2 separate regions of the Mus musculus genome follow, and region 2 is linked to region 1. Evidence: chromatin loops called from intact Hi-C (ENCODE). Cell type or tissue: gastrocnemius. All regions are shown on one strand.

The links. A loop is a pair of places that touch in the nucleus more often than their neighbours do. Peaks named below come from ENCODE experiments on the same cell type or tissue, not always from the same donor. Only the 100,000 strongest peaks of a DNase experiment are listed, where the experiment ranks them.
Region 2: it touches region 1 in a loop (2.5-fold over the local background); 3 of 42 quality-filtered maps call a loop at or near these places.

Annotation. Positions count from the first base shown.
Region 1 is chr8:70,584,038-70,586,537 of GRCm38, reverse strand. It overlaps Ell (elongation factor RNA polymerase II), which reads right to left. Exons shown (of 12, transcript NM_007924.2): 7 at 1,303-1,381; 8 at 510-984. Among named protein-coding and RNA genes, the nearest start is that of Isyna1, 9.2 kb to the left of the region's middle. In gastrocnemius, a CTCF peak has its summit at 1,061; DNase peaks (open chromatin) are centred at 1,030 and 2,293; H3K27ac peaks cover 1,645 bases.
Region 2 is chr8:70,521,755-70,524,254 of GRCm38, reverse strand. Kxd1 (KxDL motif containing 1) reads left to right here and starts at 1,075. Exons shown (of 5, transcript NM_029366.2): 1 at 1,075-1,192. In gastrocnemius, a CTCF peak has its summit at 1,101; a DNase peak (open chromatin) is centred at 1,107; H3K4me3 peaks cover 1,690 bases; H3K27ac peaks cover 1,911 bases.

The sequences.
Region 1 (2,500 bases):
TTGGTCATGGCATCTGTTCACAGCAGTAACATCCTAACTAAGATAGGTGTCAAGAGATTAGGACTAAAGGGCATAGCAAGCACAGGGTTGCGACACCAGATCCATGCTCTCACTATACTATGGACAGAGGATTGTTCTCAAGGCCTTCTGATCACAGGGTACCTCACGCGTCCTGCTGTGTGAGGAGCCACAGAGATAGATGTCTCATTTCTCAGTGTCCTCCGGTCCCAGAAACCTTTGCTCCCTGGGCTCAGTGTACCTACCTGTGCCTTGGCCTGGATATATCCCTGCATACAGCTGTTCTCTTTACTCTCCCTCTGCCTCTCTGGCTCAGGGCATCTCAGTACTCCCTGAAAGCGCTGCATTCCATGTTACCTATCTGAGTGTTTCAGCTCCTAGCCCCAAGCACTGAGTAGTAGGCTGGTGGCCTGCCATGGTGGCCCCAAGTCCTGACCCCAGTAGTGGTCTCACATCCCACATATTAGAGGAAACAACCAAGTGGCACTCACCTGGGGCATCTGGCGGTAGTGCAGGGGCAGTAGGTGCATCAGGCTGTGGGGCGGGGGGCCTTTCTTCAGGGGGCCGCTCCTTGTCTTTGTGCTTCTTGGACTTCTTCTTGGGTCGGCTGTGGGTGTGTGAGGAGCTAGTAGGTTGCTCAGCCTGAGGAAAGTCCGTCAGCAGGGGAAGACCAAGATGGGGTGCTGGAGCTGGGGTGGCTTCCTGGTGCTTGTAGTCCTGGGTACTGTGACCTAGGTCATTACTGACATCAGCTAGGGGGTCGTGGGTCCTTGGGGGCTCCAGCCGTGGGGGCAGATGGCTAGAGCTGAGGGTGTCTGATGGGGTGGGTCCTGGAGCAGGCAGCAGTGTCTCATGGCCATTGGGGGCACCCAGTTTGCCATTGAGGGTGGGTTGTGCTCGCTGTGTGAAATGTGAGATCCGGGGCTTCTTGCTGGCCAGGGGGTCAATGAAGTCTGTAGGCCGTTTCTGAAAAGCCATGGGGACTAGGCTGAGCAGAGAAGTATGTGGGAACTAGTAGCCACCTGCAGGGCCTGCTGTGGCCACACAGGGGCGCCGGCACACAGCTGGCCACACATACAAGAGAAGCAGCACCCAGACAGAGAAGAAAAGAAGGCCCTGACTGGGCAGTGAAGGTGCCTGAGGCACACGCCTCAGAAAGACACTCCCAGCCCCAAAGACAGCAAGTCCCCCCAAAGAGCGTGGCTCAGGCAGTGGACACTGGTTACAAAGGGCTGTGGTGTACCAGTGAGGACCCCACACTCAACCACCCCCCCAGGCAAGTACCTGAGAGGGTGAGGCAGAGCGTCCATGCTCTCGGGGCGGGCTGGAGTCTGTAGTGGCATTCTGTGGCTGACACAGCTTCCTGCAGAGGAGTGGTAGAGGCACTATGGTGGCACTGCCACTGTGCCCCGGGACTATGTCTGCACAGAGAGGGCCAGGTTCTCAGAACCCAAGCTGTGTTGTACACAGGGCAGCTGCTAAGCAGAGCCCATGTGGTGCTCAGAGAGGACTCCCACTCTGCCATGCTGAGGCGCAGGCAGCTAGTGCCTGGGCTTGCCAATGAGAGGGAGAATTGCAGGTCAAATATGAACACATACCTTGCCTACAGCACATCAGGACTCCACCAGCACAAGGCCATTCTGTGTGTCAGTGGTGACCTTGTGTGTGGTCCCTTCCTCCCACCCTGATCTGGCCCCGAGTACCCAATGGCTCATCACTCATAACGGGTCACGGCATCAGTGGTGGTAACTAGCCCAGGCATGCTGGCCCTGTACACCCGTGCTTGTGGAGCAGTGACAGGCCTTATGTGGACACCTCCAGCACTTGGGTATAGGTGACCCTGACAATGGGCACACACTTGTCAGCCCAGCACTACTGGAAGGTGGAGACAGAAGATGGGCAGGAGTTAAGGCCTGTACTGTCTCTGTAAGACAAGACACTGACCCAAAAAAAAAAAAAGAAGCCAGGCATGGTGACACACACCTTTAATCCTAGTACTCAGGAGGCAGAGGCAGGCTGATCTCTGAGTTAGAGGCTAGCCTGGTTAACAAAATGAGTTCTAGGACAGCCAGGGCTACACAGAGAAACCCTATCAGGGACTGTCAGGGAAAAAGAAAGAGAAAAGCAAGTAAGCTGGCTGTAGTGCCCAGGAGCCTGTGCCAGGCAGCGAGCGCCTAGGCTCTTGCCATCATGTGCCCTCTCCACCTCCAAGCACGTGGAACCCCCAGGCTCTGGCCTAGGCACAGGTTGGAGATGAGCCCAGAACTCGGTGGTGCCAACTGAACTTGAGGAATCACTAGCAATCTCGGCGAGCAGCTCTGCTCACAGCACCAGCACCCAGGGGGAGTGGGCAATTACTGTGCTGCTCCCTTGGAGTCTACCTCACACTCTGTGGACACCAGAGGCTCGTGGGAAGCCATGGGGACATGGACAGGACACCCTGGCACAGAGGAGATGCACAGTTGGCTGGGGACAGCCATAA
Region 2 (2,500 bases), 62 kb after region 1:
CCCGACTGCTCTTCCGAAGGTCCGGAGTTCAAATCCCAGCAACCACATGGTGGCTCACAACCATCCGTAATGAGATCTGACTCCCTCTTCTGGAGTGTCTGAAGACAGCTACAGTGTACTTACATATAATAAATAAATCTTAAAAAAAAAAAAAAAAACTACTACGTTAGCTGGCCATAGTAGTACATACCTTTGATCCCAGCACAGAGGAGGCAGAGAAAGACAGATCTCTGAGTTAAAGAGCAACCTGTTCAAAACACTAAAGGGCATTCCTGGACAGCCGGGACTACACAAAGAAAGGAGTAGGAGAAGAAAAAAAGAAATCAAATACTGCCTTGTTTGCAAGAAATCAGCATGCCAGCCTCTGCCTTTTTTTCTATGCTGAAATCCTTTTTTTGCAGAAGGCATATTAAAAACGGTTTCTCTTATTTGGACGTACAGAAAAAGTCCCAGAAAAACCAGAGATAAAAAGAGAAATCTTGTTTCATAAAACCAAAACTGGCCGGTCCTGGTGGCACAGGCCTTCAATCCGACCACTCAGGAGGCCGGTAGATCTCTATGAGTTCGAGTCTGGCTTGGTCTAAATAAGCAAGTCCAGAACAGGCAGAGCTCTGTTACACAGAGAAACGGTCTAGAAAAACCCAAACAAAACAAGTCAAATCCCTGCATCTCTTTCACCAGACTCTTTATTAGAGAGAGGGGATTATTTCTCACAATACCGAGTACCAGGCCAGCCTGGGCTACAGCGATACCTCAAAAATCTGAAAGTCACACATGGTGGCATACAATGGCGTACACGCCATTTCAGGATGACCAGGATTTTAAGGGTAACCTAGGCTCCATGGCGAGCTGGAATCCAGCCTGAGTACATATGACCTTGTCTTTTTGTTTACTTTTCGAGATAGGGTTTCCTTGTGTAACACTGGATTGATAAATAATACATTTAATTGCCCACTTCCGGATTGCTTAAAAGCCATGTTTGGGACACAGCGCGTGCGCGTATCTAGTGCTGCGATTGCTCATCCTTTTGGCGTTCACGTTAGGGCTTCTACAATTTGGTCCTCCCGCCTCCTCGCGGTGAGTACGCGCAGGCTCCTAGGCGCCAGGACAGGGGGCGCTCGTGGACGCTCTATGATGACGTAAGCGCTAGGGCGCCCTCCCGGAAGCGCGAGCCAGGCCGCCAGATGTGCAGGTGCCGAGGCTGGAGCCGCCGGGGCCGGGCAGGGCGGGAACTCGGGGCGTCAGGAGGCCACGGAGGGGAGGGAGGGCCCATCCTAGCTCGGGGACACAGCCTCAGTTTTCCCGGATTCGCAGCGATAGCGCGGGCCAATCTAGATGGAAACCCTAGTTGTGTGACCTGGAGCCCTGAGCGGCTTGGGGTGCGCGTGTACCTCAGTTTCCCCGCTCAAAGGGGCGGGGACCCCGTGTTTGTTTGAGTCACGCCTTATCTGGTTTGGTTCTTTTGTTGTTGTTGTTTCTCCTTCAGAGTTTGGCCGGAAGAGTTGAAGTCCGTTTAGAGGACTCGGGCCGGACGGCTCCTTGTGCTCCTACTGTGACCTTGAGGCTCAGAGCCATTCCAGTCAGCCTGACATTCCTGGGGGAGAGTTAGTGTTTCTTTAGATGATAGCTCAAATTAGCCTCCAGTTCCTGGTAATCATCCTGCCTCGGCCACCCAACTATAAAGAGAGTCATTAAAATTTTGAGATAGCAGCCCAGACTGGGGCCTCTGTCTCCTTGAAATGCATCTTCCTCAGTCTCTAAAGTACTGGGATGACAAGCGTGAGTTACCTCATCTGCTTGTGTTGAGTCTTGTTTTGGATTAGGGTCTCATTTGTTCCAGGCTAGTCTGTAACTCACAAAGCAAAAGTGACCTGAAACTTCTGCTCTTACTGTCTTCTCTAGCACTGTGCACGGGCAGGGCATTCACCACACCTGACTCTTATTTGTTTATTTCACGTATGTGCATACATAAACTGTCGCTGTCTTCAGACAAAGCAGAAGTGGGCACTGGATTCCCATTACAGATGGTTGTGAGCCACCATGTGATTGCTGGGAGTTGAACTCAGGACCTCTGGAAGAGCAGTCAGTGCTCTTGACCGTTGAGTCATCTCTCCAGCACGTATTTATTTAGACAGTCTTATGTGTCTCAATCTCGTCTCCCACTCATTATGTAGCGCAAATTAACTTTAAACTTACAACAGTCTTCTAGTCACCTGAGTGCCAGGATGGCAAACATGAGCTGTCACACCAGGCTTCTGTTTTAAAATAGGGTTTCATGCATCTTAGGGTGGCCCAAAACTCAGTATGTACAGCCCAAACTGACCTTAAGCCCTGAAGGACCCAGGGCTTCTGCATGCTTCCAGTTCAGTCCCAGACCAGGACTGATACCTGATCTAGAACAAAATCTCTGGAATTAAAATTCTGCATGAGAGATGCTAGCTGTTAACCTAGTTGTTGACTATGCCCTTTAATCACAAGTTACTTTTCTTCTACTTTTTTT